Regions from separate parts of the Mus musculus genome. Here region 2 is linked to region 1. Evidence: chromatin loops called from intact Hi-C (ENCODE). Cell type or tissue: gastrocnemius. All regions are shown on one strand.

The links. Hi-C counts contacts between places; a loop is a spot of excess contacts. Peaks named below come from ENCODE experiments on the same cell type or tissue, not always from the same donor. Only the 100,000 strongest peaks of a DNase experiment are listed, where the experiment ranks them.
Region 2: a loop joins it to region 1, with 2.0 times the contacts of the local background. A loop is called at or near these places in 2 of 42 quality-filtered maps.

Annotation. Positions count from the first base shown.
Region 1 is chr13:109,357,913-109,365,912 of GRCm38, forward strand. All of the region lies in intron 3 of Pde4d (phosphodiesterase 4D, cAMP specific), which reads left to right. Among named protein-coding and RNA genes, the nearest start is that of Mir582, 37 kb to the left of the region's middle. In gastrocnemius, no CTCF peak of the experiment used is centred here; a DNase peak (open chromatin) is centred at 4,631; H3K27ac peaks cover 774 bases.
Region 2 is chr13:109,417,590-109,425,589 of GRCm38, forward strand. The region is part of intron 3 of Pde4d (phosphodiesterase 4D, cAMP specific); the gene reads left to right. Gm32703 (a long non-coding RNA gene) reads right to left here. Exons shown (of 3, transcript XR_003950566.1): 3 at 7,577-8,000. Among named protein-coding and RNA genes, the nearest start is that of Gm32703, 19 kb to the right of the region's middle. In gastrocnemius, no CTCF peak of the experiment used is centred here; no DNase peak of the experiment used is centred here; H3K27ac peaks cover 659 bases.

The DNA.
Region 1 (8,000 bases):
GTTGGGGTGAGTGGTAGCTGTTGTGGTGACGAGGGGCAGGCAGTGGCTGGGTCTGCAGCTAGTGGGGTGTCATGCTTGTGGCTGTTCACGATGAGTTTATCCCTCAATTCTAGGTCTTTTCTCAAGGGACTGACAGAAAAGCTAGTGGTGGCAAAACTTAACTAGAGAATGGAATGTAAGTGCTACCTGGTAGATGGTTACATGAATGTGCAGCTTGCTAATACAGAATGTATAGATGGGGTCTTACCTGGACATTTGAAAGACGTTCTAGTAAGGTATAATCTATAGGTTCTCTGCATCAGAGCCATTGGAGAAGAGGAAGGAGAGGATTTACATGTGTGTGTGTGTGTTATATTTCTATGCAATAAACTTTATTTTTGGGAAGGGAGGAAGGGAGGGAAGGAGGAAGGAGGGGCACATACACACACACACACACACACACACAGAGAGAGAGAGAGAGAGAGATTTTATTTATTGATGGAAAACATCTTTTCTAGGTTAGGAATTGAACTTGGGATGAATGTTTCTGCCAAACACAAAGCTTTCGATTAAATAGTAAAAACTTCATCCGAAATTATATTCCGTTTGTCTCAAAACACCCATGCATGATACATGTACACACATACATGTTGGCACGATATCAAGCCATGCAGTGATGCCATGAGTTTGACAGTGATAATTTATCCTCCTTGACCTCTGGAGTCAGTTGAGGAGCCTCAGACCAAAGGACCTGCTCTAAAATCCAGCCCTCCATTTTGGATTCTTGAGAAAACAGAACAGAGTAGAGTTTCAAAGCGTAGAAGAGTAGCCAGAAGTTTGGCATTAATAATACTTTTCATGAGTCACTTTAGTAAATTATGTACTCAGGAATCCCCACTTTAAAATAATTTCTAATCTGTACAGGGAAGAGAATAATACAATTTTCCTATTATATTTATATGTGTATCATTGACAAATGACATTTGAAAATCTTGATTATGGCCATGCCTGACATTGTGTAATTACATAGCAAATTATATTTAGCAATTATTTTCCAATATAGTAATTTCAATTAAAATATTTATTAAAATTTCACCCTAATGGCAATCTAGCAAATAGTTTCAAGCTCATAAACATACTAATATGTTGCTTAGGAGTTTTAAACCAAATTTAACATATATGTCATAAGTACATTCAAATATTTTCAAAACTGATGATCTCTTTTGTCCTAGTTTACAAACAATATTAAAATGGTAATTAAAATCAAATTGTTAAATAATAAAGGTGTAACTCAAAAAAAAACCCTCCCTTGTATTGTGAAAGTAAATTGCAACTCTTGCCTGGAGAAAAATTGAAGGTATTTGTATTTATTTTATGACTTACTATTCTAATATCAACAGCAGGCAGGTAAGGCAGGTGAAAGACGATGTGGTTGGGTACTAAATACCCTGCATGAACGGAAATAGCCACAGGTAAGCTATGCATCTTGAAGTGTTAAAATACACAGATGGTGTGTCCTGAGACTACACACAGGAAAGAGGAGGCTGTAAGCTTTGAGAGAAAACATACACAACTACCATAATTATTTTAGAAAAGAAATTGTGTTATGTTAGAAAGTCAGTCTAAAACGTCCAGTGTTGGAGATTTGTGGAATCTCTGGTCAGAAAGCGTTGAAAGCCTTCAGAGCAGAACAAAGGCGTGGTCTTCAGAAGTGATTTTCCGTCACTGAGGAGTTGTTGGGCCACAGGACTGGCATGGGATTCTCTGACAGATTGGCAGTTGGGTGGAAAATTACAACAAGTAAATTTTCATTCTGAGACTTTTCAGTTTTATCAGTTATAGTAGGAGAGATTAAGAGAGAAGAGTCATTCATGATGCACAAGGTGTTCATCATTTTTAATAGGAATATATCTGAAGTAGTGTGCTTTGCATTTTTTTCTTTTATAATTTGTTGTTTTAAAAAAGCTCATAACTGTATTCTTAAATGGACACATTGTCATGAGCAAGATAACTTTTGGTAATTGTAACAGGTACCCTTTCAAAAATGTTTCCAGCGTGCCTGGTATTTTGTGTTGAATGTTTTCTCTTGGACCCTACAACAGCTTCCAGGTAGATACACTGTTACCACAGCCACCCTGGAATTTAGGGCTCTAAGAACCTTCCAAAAGCTCTCACAGTTGGTAGTTATATTATAACTAAATGACCTGCTAGTACCATTTCCAGACCTGCTAGCACCTACATAAGATTTAGGTATGAGGCAAGGCTGGCCTCGTTCCATTATCTGGTATCCTTATGGCTCTCACCACTCACTGTTGAGTCACATAACACAGGAATTTAAGAGACGCTTTCTAGCAAAAGAGAAACCACTAGAAAAAGGAAGGTTAAATAACAGGATGGCAGAGCCTTAGCATATGCCTTGTCTCTAGAGAACCTGTCTTGGTGCTTTCTTCCTCCCTCCCTCCCTCCCTCCCTCCCTCCCTCCCTCCCTCCCTCCCTCCCTCCCTCCCTCCTTTCTTTCTTTCTTTCTTTCTTTCTAACTCCAGATTTTATTCCCTTCCCGGTCTGGCCCACCCTCCAACTGTTCCACATCCCATACCTCCTCTCTGACCCCATGTCTCTACGAGGATGTCCCCATCCCCCACCTCCAACCCCACCAGAACTATAAACTCCCTAGGGTCTCCAGTCACTTGAGGGTTAGGTGCATCTTCTCTGCCTAAGCCCAGACCTGACAGTCCTCTGCTATATATTTGTTGGGGTTGTTTCCAGCTTCTGGCTATCACAAACAAGGTTGCTATGAACATAGTGGAACACGTAGCCCTGTGGCATGGTGGGGCATCTTTTGGGTATATTCCCAAGAGTGGTATAGCTGGATGTTCAGGTAGATCTATTTCCAATTTTCTGAGGAACCTCCAGATTGATTTCCAGAGTGGTTGTACCAGTTTGCCATCCTATCAGCAATGGAAGAGTGTTCTTTCTCCACATCCCGGCCAACATGTGCTGTCACCTGAGGTTTTGATCTCAGCCATTCTGATTGGTGTAAGGTGGAATCTCAGGGTTGTTTTGATTTGCATTTCTCTGATCACTAAGGACTTTGAACATTTCTTTAGATGTTTCTCAGCCATTCGAGATTCCTCTGTTGTGAATTCTTAGTTTAGTTCTATACTCTTTGTGTTGTTTGGGTTTTTTGTTTTGTTTTGTTTTTGTTTTGTTTTTTTGTGATTAGCTTCTTGAGTTGTTTATATATTTTGGATATTAGCCCTTGGTTTCACTATCCTTGGTGCTTTCTAACCTGAAAGGACTAATTAATGCAACAGTTCTCTAGCCATGGGAGGGAGGGAGAGAGGAAGGGAGGCATAGAGCTGAATGCATATGTAACATTTGTGTGCAGTATGCATATGTGACTATATTAGATGTCTAAGATTTTATATATGATATCTATGAGTGTGTGTGAATATGTGTGAGATGCATATATGTATACATCTGTAATATACACTGCTGAGTTTATTTTGTGAGGTAAATGTATATGTAATATGCATCTAGGGTATGTGCATATATATGAAGTGTATATTCATGCAAGTGTTCTCTATAGGAGGTGAGCATAGATACGTTTACCTGTGTAAGCACACTGTATATATGAGTTTAAACAGAGTGTCCAATTTAAATTATATATGTGCTTTGCTGTGTTGGGGAGAGTAGAAAGAGGAGAAAGAGGAGAAGTGTGGCAGATAAACATATCTGAGAGTTCTACTCACTAGACTAGCTATAAATATACATGCTGTAGTCTTGAACTTTGGAGTCTTGGGTAACACCCCACCAGCTCTGTAACTAGAGATTACTATAGATATTACAGTGTAGGGATGCTTACTTACACATTAATTTTTTTCAACTCTGGAAATCTCTAAGGGTTGAGTGAGTATTATGCAGGCTGAAACTGCTAGTAACCTTCAAAATGCCAAGCCAACATAAAATTCTGTATATTTTATTTGAAATATTATTACCCCCAAATTATGTTTTACAGTCAGGTTGCAGAACAGCAAAATAACATGGGGAACATCCTAATGGGAGACCTACCATTCTATGCCTCTACCTACAAGAGCTTTCACAATTGATTTTCATTACTACAAATGGTATATTGTATCAGAAAGAATAAGTATGTAGGACATCTAGTGTGTGGCTTTTGTTTATCAAGTAATTGCAGTGTGAATTCATGAACAAACAAGGTCATTTTAACTAGAAGCTGGGTACCAAATGTGGGTCTCTAAAATAAAGCCTTTAGAAGCTTTGAAGATGGCCTTGTTTCAGATAATCATTGGTTGGACATAGAGGAATCAGTAGGAAAATATAGGATATCTCATTTCCTGAAATGGTTGAACATAGAGTTAGCATATGATCCAATAACTCCACTTACAGGAATACATCAGGAGAAGTGACAGCATATCCCCCAAGTATTGTGTGCCAATATTTGTAGCAGCAAGTTTTCTAATAACCAGAAGTAGAAATAGATTATCACATGAAGAATAGACATAGAATCTATTCCTACAGCGAATATTAGTAAATTGGAAAAGAAGCTCTGTCTTCAGACAGAATGCCTGCTGCCACATGGATGAATCTTGGAAAAGAGCCAGCATGACATTATTGCATGACTTGGTGCGTAGGAAGTGTTTAGGGAGTAGATGCATCGACAGTCAGAAATGAGTGGTTCCACGTGGCTGCGTGAGGGATGGATATCGAAAGCTGAAAGGGTAAAAGACTTCTTAACATAGTAACATTTTCTAAACAGTGGGAATGTGTTCACAACTGTGAATAGTGGAAGGTCATTGAGTTGGACATTAAACAAAAAAAAGTTGGGCTGTGTGTCAATTGGTCTGTGTAAAGGCAACTAAGCAAGATACGGGACAATCTTCCTAAGCAGTGAGCCCCCACTTTATTTAATCAATAGTTCTCAGAAGATCTGTTCATAAACTTCCTGACAGAATCAACATATACAGAAAGGAGAGATGGCCTTTGTACCAGAAAGCACCTCAGACGACGAAGTCAGCCTGTAAGCTAATACTTCCTCAAGGGTAAAGACACAGGGCCAGACTCCCCTCCCCTCGCCACCCTTCCTTTCCCCGTGTCTACTTCTTTTATTTCTGCTCCTTTTACTTTTTTTAAAAAAACTCTTTATATATCAATGAATGTTGTAATGTCTTAACTTAGAATTGTGGCTAATACATACTCACAGCGCCTGTTTTCAGTATCTCTGTGACTTTAAAGCATTTTCGGAGATGAGAATGGGCTGATGAAGTTGGGGCAGATCCTCTGTGCTTAACTGTTAGTTTCCTCTGGGTCTCCTCCTTCTGTCCTACTCCCTTGCTTGGGCAGTGTTTCTTCTACCCACCCAGCAGAGTGTCCTGCCTATCCTCTCAGCCCTCCCCCATCTCCGTCCAAATATTAATTTGCTACAGTTTCAGATGCTTTCCTTGGGATGGAATGAATGTATTTCCCTGCCATATCCTCACATACAATTACTGACTGGGAGGGGGGAAAACCCTGTCTTTGTCATTTAATTGAAGAATTACTAGTTCAGTACGCTGCTATAGGAACCTGATTATTGGATGTGTTTCTTCCAGTTTCAACTTTGAAATATTGGATGATGCCTTTCAGTTCAAGAAATCAATATTTCTGTAAAGTGTCTTCGTGCAACGAACGTTTCTGGAATGTTCCCCTTCAATTCTATTACTATGATTAAGTTTGGTAAATCTGTTTTGGCTACGTAATTTGTTAAATGGTATTTCTGTGAAGTTCTATCTATGTCCCTTAACTGTCAGAATGGAATTACTGGCTTACCAGGCAAAATAAAGCAGCCCTGTGTTAGGTTCATTTGTGTTTCTAATAGTCTCCATAATATAACTTGAAGAAGAAAAAGCAATAAGATCTTAACTTCTTCACGAAAATGAGTATTGTTTTTGAACTTCAACTCATAAAAGTATTGAGGTCTGGGCAATAGTATACATGACAGTAATAATCGAGTTCCACGGAAAGTTGGCACCTCTTGTCTGATGACCCAAGGGCTCCAGAGATTGTCCAGAGATCTGTTGCTGGAATCCCACAACCATTCACTAGGTCAGAAGAAGTCCATGATAAAATTACTCCCCCTTCTTTATAACAGAAATGAGAGAAAAATGAATTTTGGCTGACTGTTAAATAAGACATTAAGGGTGTCTGCTTATAGTAGAACTTGATAGCAAATGCACTATTAGGCTGATTTTTATTCTCATTCATCCATTGTTTTCATTAAGTAGATCAATTGTTGACCAGCATATGAAATGGTGCTTTATAAAAAATTCAACATATTCATTAGGTCTAGGTTTGTAGTTGCAATCCATTTTATTTAATCTTTGTTTATTTTTCCCTTGTTAGCAAGTTCCTGGCCTTTGAGACACTGAAAAGTATCACTTGTGGAGAAGGTTGGAGTGGATAGATGCAGTTAACATTGCAAATTGGTAACAGGATGAATTTGTTCTTAAATACTGGCTTATAAAGGCACTGTCATGGAACAAGCTGTTTGACTCACTATGTGTTTAAAATTTTATGTGCACACATATTTAGCACACAAATCTACTTATTTATTTAAAGCAGCTTTAAGAGACAAACAGCTTCAAAGAGCAAACCTCCACTCAAGGATGCTGAGGTCTGTTGTGATTTCCACGTGTGTTTCCAGGTTGCTCCTCACTTAATAAGGGACAGTTGTCTTGACTGGCTGCTGGGAGCTCAGTATCCCAGAGATTCAATCTTTACTGGTATTCCAAAACAACTTCAGCCACTGACTTCTGACTTCTACCTCCTCCTGCTAGATATTAGAATGGATGAGCCCAGAAATAGCTTGGACCCACACACAGAATAGGTGAATGAAAAGAGAGCAAGTGGTTTGTAAGAGTAAGAGCAGAACTACCTTCTCTCATATACACAACAAACTTTTCCTCTTGGCTCATCTACACAATCTGGTCAATTGTACCTCCTTGTGCTCCTTTAAGTGGCCTCGCTAGACCCTTCTGAAATGTTACCTTGGTTCAGGGATAGCCTACCCATCCTTATCCTTTGGTTTCTTATCTCAATTATAGAATCGCCTCTCTGGCTATTTATTATCTTCTCTAATGATTTCAAAATCCAGTCTAGCTCTTCCGATCCACCCCCCGACTGCTCCCACTCTATTTCCCTCTACTGGGTACCCATTACTTTCCCAACCAATTTTAGTTGCTTATCTTTATCTCCAAGGCCATTCGCCACTGTGCTCTGCTCTTGTGAGTTTATCACCCCACGTTCCTTCTGCTTGCCCTTCTACGAACATTTCTAAAGGATAACAGCGCTTTGAAGCTGTACACTGCTCCTGCCTTGAAGAGCTTTAATATCCTCCTCAGGTCTTCTCATGCAAGAAAGTAATTGGTCTAAAGTCCCAGAGTCACCCAGGTAACATCAGGAAAGTCTTGTGATTTATGCACAACTTTCTAGAGTGGCCTCTGTTGCTTCCCATCACAATCACCATCCACTTATGCATAATTTAATGGAGGTCCTTAAATGTCTGTCACATGACCAAGTTGTTTCTTCTGCAGTAACAAGTATCTAAGTATCGATAGGGATAAGTTTCTTATCTGAAGACTCTGACGACATGATTGCTACAGAAGTCTAAGAAAGTACTTTTATTCCATAAATAGCCAGTTCAGGAAAGAATGTCAGCACATAAGACATGCCTTTTCTTTGTTGTGTCGAACTTGCTTTTGGGAAAGTATTCTTCAAGCTGAACTTTTTCACTGCCAAGTAAGTACTTCCCTTGGTGTAAGACATGTAGTTGGAAATATAGAAATCATTGTAATAATCTCTGCCTCACTGATACAACTGAACACAGGTGTAATTTCCTTAACTAAACCTTTTGTATCAAGGAGAATGCCTCAATTACTTTAATAACTCCTCTTGTGGAGATTCTGAGAATGTCCATACAGATGTCTCAATCCTTGTCTTACAAACAATTCACATGTCACTGT
Region 2 (8,000 bases), 60 kb after region 1:
CCAGGACTGCTTAGAACTCAAGCACACTATAAGTTAAAACCATCATCTTTTTATGGTCTAGCCTAGGAAACCTCAGAGTTGATTCATAATTCACCTATTCAAAATGCTGTGATACCTTGTATACTAATGCTAATTATATCTAAATACCAAAACAAACAAACAAACAAACAAAATAACAACAACAAAAATCCCACATTTAGAATAGCATTACCTGAGTATCACATAAGTCCTTTCCACATGACTAAAAAACACCTGATACCTTTAAAATATTCACCCATTAAAAGAAAATCAGGCAGAATCATATGAGATTCTGCAGGTTTAAATTAATTTTAAGTTTTACACTATCATCTGTTTAGATGAGCAAGAATTTGTAACTTCATTTTTAGAAGGTGAAAGAGAAGTGGCTGGAGAGATGGTTCAGCACTTAAAAACACATACTCCTCTTGCAGAGAACCAGAGTACAGAGCCTAACACCTAAGTCAGCCAGCTTCCAGCCACGCGTCACTCCATCTCCAGGAGGTCTAGTGCCTTTGTGGTACATGTATGCACACACACACAATCATATCTACAAGTAAATATTTTTTAAGAGAAAAATACAAGTACATATGGCAGGGAATTGCATTGTTATTATATCATGCAGTGTAAGGTATGGCTGAGCAACAACAGAAGCAATGCCTAGCACACCCCATAATACTGTAATCTATTTTAAGTCCTTTCTCCATGCTCAGAAGAAAACTCTTTTAGTTTGGATTTATTTAAAAGAAGAGAATAAAAAGAAAGAAAGAAAAGAGAAACCAAAATTCTAAATCTTATCATAAGACAAGGAACACCTACCATAATTGGTATAAAATTCAGCTCTAGTTTGTCCCTAAAAACAAGATGCTTACCCCAGCATAATTCATTGCCTTTCTAATGTTACATACTTGCATTGTAAAAAGGCCTATTCCTATGTGGCTAACCTAAGTGGTTGCTCTTTGAATTTAATGTGTGCTCTGTGCCTCAAGTCAGCACCATCCAGGCAGAAAGTAAGAAATGAGCGTAAACTTCCTTGAGTAATAGACTTTCTTGGGAATGGGTGCAACCTGTTCAAAGATGCTACAAACATAAATGGAAACTGCTTTTTTTCCCTTTTAATAAGGATTTCTAATACAAATGATTCAATTGTTCAATTAAAGCCAGAGAAAAAGATAGTTGTGGTTGTGTAACATTAAGGACATAATTTAATGGGTGTCTGAATAATCTAATTTTAGTTTACAGATGTAACATCAGTTAATCTTACGCATATCTTCATTTCTCACTTTTTGCTTCTTTCAGATCAGTTAAACTCTAAAACAGACCAACTCATGTTAGTCTAGAGGAGTTTATTGACAGTGAGTCCTGCAACCAACTGAAAATTGGTGGAGTTGGTGTCTTTATGCTGATGCTCGATCAGTCCGGGGTTGGGGGGAAGGGCAATGATACTCTCCACTAGAATGTCAGGGTGTTTCATTGTTCTGCATGCCCATTTTCTTTGGCCACTCCTCATTTGCTCCTGGACCCAGAGGCTCATAATTTGAATGTTTGGTACCCAGTGGATGGAAATGCTTGCAAAGGATTAAGAGGTAATGCCTTGTTGGAGGAGTTGTGTTGTTGGGGATTAGCTTTGAAATTTCAAAAAACCTGCCCCATTCCCAGTTAACACTCTGTTTTATGGTTGTTATCTCATTATGTAAACTTTCACCTACTGCCCCAGTGCCTTGCCTATCTGACTGCCTCTATGCTTTTCGCCATGAAGGTCGTGGACTCACCTTCTGACACTGTAAGCTGACAATAAGTTCTTTCTGTAAGTTGTGTTGATCATGGTATCTCTTCAAAGCAATAGAAAAGTAACTAAGATACTCGCCTAATCTTGTTACTGACATATATGAATATGGTAGGCTACCGGTGACTATAATGCCTAAAGCCATATGTATCTCAAGCTAGACTCGCTCTTTCCCACCAAAGCTGCTTCTTCAAGTGGATGACCAAGGAAGCCTAACTTTGACATTTTCTGTTTCACAAGCCATATATTCAGTCCCATCGGACAGCCCCTCTGCCCTTCTTCAAGAGCTGTAGTCTGACAATTTCTTGCCACCTCCATTGCTCTGTTTGTCTTTCTCATCTATATTACTGCTTCATGCCCCAATTGGTCTCCCAGATACCGTTTATTCTCCAGGCACAGCAAGGCGGGGCTGCTAAGTGCAGGCTACAGCTTTGCTCCAAGCTTCAGAAAATTCCAATCTTCCTAAAAATGGAGATGAAGAACCTGTGAGCAACCTATTGCCCGTGGTTGCTACTGTAGTTTTGACTTCACTCTCGCTATGTACCTGTGGTTGGTCTAGTCTTTTGCTCTGCTCTCAGGCCTACAGGCACAGTGCTACATCAGGGGCTTCATGCTTCCCGTCACTTCAGCCACACTCCACATTCCCTGGGATTTCTTGTTCAGTGCTCAGCTCTCTTAGTCCATCTCCCCAGCCACTTTAGTAGTTCCTGGTATTTGGAAATAGGTAGTCAATGTTTGTTGAAGAAATGAATGATCACTCCCCACCTTCCTCTTGGATAGAAGCAAAAAATAATAAAATTAAGAATTTTAAATTATCAGGCCTGTCCATATTTATATATAAATATAATAGTCCATTGTGATCATTGGGATATATAAGAACATTTTGGGCACATTTAAAACATTGTTCAAATTTTTTTTAATCTAAAAAAAATCCACTGTCTATCAAGGAGTCAGAAGACATATTGTATTAATTATTTCTGGGTCATTAATGAACTTTACTGTGCTGTTGCCCTCAGAGCACTAAATATAGCCGATATCAAACCAAAGATCCTTCAGGATCCTTGAGTTTCTGCAGAAATATTCAGGCTTATGGGAAGAAGTTTTAATGAGACATTGTACTGTTCAGGAGAGAAGAAATCATAGTTTCTGACCCCAGGGGCATTGATAAAATAATAGGATGAAAGCTCCAGGGAAATTAGTTTTTAGGAAGTAGAATCCAGTGGCTCATTGCACATTCTAAATAGCATCGGAGTGAGAATGACAGCCTGGCTGATTGGGTTTAGTGATGCGGATAGATTTGGTTGTTCGAATTCAATTGAAAACCCCCAGATATGACTGAGGTTTACAGAGATATAAAGACCATTGGGCCAAAAATACATTCTAGAACTTCTTTTGAGTTAGAATGGTTCATGAGTCCAAGGGAGTCAAAAATTATAATTTCACAGTTACAATTTTAATTATGAAACCTTGATAATCTGTAGTTTTCACTGCCTGTCCTGATTTATTACAACTGCAGACATGTCTGAAACAGTTGGTTCATAGCATTCATTGTGTATGCCCAGGAGGATGCACAGCTATGAGCTGACAGCAAGCCAGTTCACATGAAGCTTAAGTTGGAGAGGGGTACATGTAGACAGCCACATGAATGTACAGTGCTCTGACTGCTAGAAAAGAAATGAAAAGGAAAAATGGACTACAAGAAAGAAGAGCATGAGTTCTGGATGTCAAGCCAGTGTTATCTGAGTATCCACATTCCACCTCCCCCAGACCAGTGTTTCTCAACCTGTGGGTTGAGACCCTTAAAGACTAGTGGAAAACAGATATTTACATCATGATTCACAGCAGTTAGCAAAATTACAGTTATGAAGTAGCAACTAAAGTGTTTTTATGGTAGAGGGTCACCACAATATGAGAAACTGTATTCAAGGGTCACAGCATTAGGAGGCATGAAAACCAGTGTCCTAGACTCTATGTTGAAGTCTAATTTCAGTGTGGTTTTATAAAGTGGTAGAATCTTTGGGAAGTGATTAAGTGATTGAGAAGGAAACCCATTATTGGTATTATTGTCTTCTTAAAAGAAGTAAGAGAAGCCCTGTGGTGGTTTAAATGAGAGGGATTCCTACAGGCTCAAATGTTTAATTGTTTGATGCCTAGTTGGTTAAAATGTTTGAGAAGACTTAGGAGTTATGGCCTTGTTGAAGGAGGTGTTACTTGGGATGGACTTTGAGGTATCCAAAGGCTCACCCTATTCCCAGTGTGCTCTTTCTACTTGTTTCATGTGGTGTGAGCTCTTAGCTGATCTTCCAGCCAACATGCCTGCTGCTTTTATACCCTGCTGTGATGGACAATTATCCCTCTGTAACTATAGCCCAAAATAAACCCTTCCTTTTATACAGTGCCTTGATCATGATGTTTTATCACATCAATAAAAAAGTAAAATAAAAACAGTCTTTCTCAGCACATCAGTGAAGAGATTGCAGTTCATGAACCTAGAGGAGATCCCTTCCCAGATAGACTCTAACAAACCTGACAGTACTTTAACCCCCAGCTGCCCAGACTCCTCCACTGTAAGAGATAAATATTATTTTATTTGGCAGCCACCAAGCTAACAGCATTTTGCCACAGCAGCCCAAGAGGACTAAGCCAATTATGGTGACTGTCCTATGTATCTATTAAATAATATTCTGTGAAGTATTGAGTAAGATACACATGTGCATCGCCTATAGGAACAACCATACTTGGAGTCTAGGTCCTGATTCTTCCTATTTTCTGAGTAAATTCTGTTGAGACTTAGTCAAATCAGAACCACGTGATAAATTTCTTGTTATAGGATGGATGACTATAAGAAACAAAGCAATACAAATTAATAATGAATAAGCAAGTTAAAGCACAATAAAGTAATGGATTTTTACGTATATACTATCCAATCTGCTAGTTAAAAATTGGGTCAAATTAAAATTAATTATTGAATCTTAGCTAATTGTCAGCCCACTTCCAGAAAAATAAATTCCACTGGCTCACACAATCTTTATCACCCATTTATGTCAGAGACTATTAGGAATGTCTTCATGTCAGCCTATACTGGCCTCTGTACTGCCTCACCCCATGTTCAGCAGGCACTGGGAAGTTTGCACTAACAGCTTGTGGTTCACCTAAACTTACCTGTGGAGGAGAAAGGAGCATGTTTCCCCCAAGGGAAGACAGCATCTGAGCTGCTTCTTGCCTTTTCAACTTTTAGGAATCTAGTGAAAATAATTCTTCCTGTCCCTATCTGCACACTTTCCAACGGGAAGAATTTGTGTGCTAATCACGATCGACCCTTTCTTTGCAGGAACCTTCAACTTCAGGGTTGAGTCGAGACATCTTTCCATAGATGGAAATTTTAGCTGTTGGATTTTTCTTTCAATCTTAATGACAGTGAGCTATCTCATGCTACATGAACAACCCCAAAGCTTCAGTTATTTATAACAATAAATACTTGCTTTTCCTTGATCTTTTCTATGCATTAGAGACTGGTGGGAGGTAGAGGAAAGATGTGTTCCTTAGTTGCAGACATAGTTGGTTAGAGAATACCATCTTTAAAAATCCTACTATATGATACAGTGGAGAAGGGTATCATGCCCTTGTTCTCAAAGTTTTTTCCCTGAAGGTGATACATATTGCTGGTCACTTTTCTCCTCTGTCTCTTCCTCACTTGCTTCTTTTTCCTTTGTCCTTCCTTCCTTTCTCCCCTCTCTTCTTTCTTCCTCTCTCCTAAGTTATAGCGATATTAAGAAGACATGTGATGCTTATATGCATTTAAAAAGAGAGATGAATATCATATCCATTGCTGCTCACATTACATCAGCTAAAGTCAGGTGACTGTGCCTGTCCCTTGGGGTGCAATGACGTGCAGACTTACCACTTCCCTTAAAGGAGAATTGGAATTCTGAAAGGTCATGTTGGTGACAATTACACTTCCTTTCTTCAAATGTTGCTTGAATGGCCTTCTCTTTGCTTCCTCCCCAGGTCTTCCCCATCAGCCTGTGCCATACCTCTACCTGTGTAGTCCTCAGCCATGTAAATGGCTCAAGGTTTCCCTATAGTGTGTGATGGTTCTTGGGCTTTGTTCATCTTGAGGATTACTGTTGTCCTCCATGAGTTACTGACAGTCTCAGAGAGGGGAGTACTCGAAAACAAATGCACTTAGCATCTTGTGTATCTGACCTCAAGCATTACACATCACTTCTGCCTGATAGACAACCCTGCAACAGAGTAAGAAGCAACTATAATGATGTAAATGATGGCGACTATCAGAAGCTGGGTGTGATTCCTAACTACAAGCTCGGTAACTCTCACTTAAACCCATGGTGACAAATATCTGCTTTCTGACCCTTAGGCTCTGCAAGGCAGCAGACCTAGCGTGGGGTAAGCAAACTTTAAAACATGTTCTGGGGGAGGGGAGTTGGTCTTCTGCTTTGCAATCAAAGGGCTCTCATATAACATTCTATCTGTTCAGTACCTAAAGAAACACATACACTCTTCCTTGGCATATTTGCTTCATTTATAACACTATAAATGCTATTTTTAAGTGTCTTGTGTTCAGGTGGTTGTTACACTTGAAATGGTGACAAGCTATATATATATATATATATATATATATATATATATATATATATATATATATATATATATATCAAAGGGGAGCAAGGAAGTACTTGATGGTTTTTCTGGTCCTTTCCCTATAGGAGCATGAGTTGAGTAAGCTAAGTGTGACTTTAAATAGGACACTGGGAGGAATCAGAAATAGTGGCACAGTGGCAGAAATCCCACAGCAAAATCCATCCTTGTCCGCACTCTGTGGTTATACAAGCCAGGATTCTTTCTAGACTAATGAAGAAATCGTTGAAAAATATTAGGCGAACATGCAGTTCTGGAAGGGAAAGGCAGTTCTTTGGAAGGCGGGGCTATCTGTGGCTACAGTATTAAGGAGGAAAGGAATGTGTAGACAATTTCTTTTCTGCATCCAGAATTTGAAAGAACAAGGGTAGATCTAGCCCGTCTCTTTTAAGAAAGCCCACTTCGTGAGAAACAAGCCTGTCCTCCTAGCTGGGTCAACCATTGAAGGAGTTTTTATTTATTTAATCAGCTGCTTCTTACCCCAGCAATGTGTCTGGGACAGAGTCAAGCAAATCATGTACAGGTTGTCTGTTAGGGTCTCACCAAAAAAAAAAAAAAAAAAAAAAAAAATCCCCCCTCTTCTTTCCTTCTTTCATGATCGTCCCTGAGTTTGGTTGTCTGTGTTCAACTGTCTTGAATCTCTCACACTCTAAATTCCAGCACACTCAATTCTAGCACTCTGACCGCTAAAGGTATGCTGGGCTTCTCCCACCTCCTCCTCTCACCTCCCTCCATCAGTAGCTTACTTTATCCCAAGATAAACATTGCCCTCCCAGTCCAAGCTCACTCTATTTCGCTGCTCTTTTCCTCTCTCCTGCTTGGTATGCTCGTTTAGTCAATTTGACCAAAAGACTTTCCTGGCAGCTAAAAAAAAGAAAAAGAAAAAGAAAAAAAGAAAACCCAGGGTCACTTAATAGCAATCCAATATTGTACTCTTTGCTGTTTCTGTAAAATGTACAGAACTATTCAGTGATTGGATTGATTTTTAATGATCTAAGTGATCAGGTGTCTCAAAGCTGTACTGCAGCAGCTCGATAATAACGTGGAGGGGGAGGGGCTTGGACACTGGACAGTGCTAGATGAAGAGTCCCACAAACACCAGCCAAGTAGACAAGATAAAATGTAAGCCATTGCCAAAGTTGTTTATTAGCCCTTTTAAAGTAGCCTAGCTACTTTAATTTTCAGATGGAATGAGAAGGAACTTGATGAAGGCTTAAAGAATAGCCAAAAAGGTTCAGGGATCAAAACCTAAAGCTATGTTTACTGCTGACATGCGCAGAATGCTAGCCAAATCTCTCTCCGTGTCCCCAGATAGTATGTTGGTATTCCAAAAGTAGGGTGAGATATTGGTCTTTTTTAAAAAAATACAATAAAATAAACTTGAGTGAGGTCAGCTTGACCCATACTGATTTTACATGTGGAAGAAGAAAGAGAAGCAGGGGTGAAAGAGGTGAACAAAGAATAATGAACGACTATGAACTCATCTTTGGGTTACCCCGCCGTGCAGCGTCAAGAGACCTGTTTAATTATCCAGTGTCTG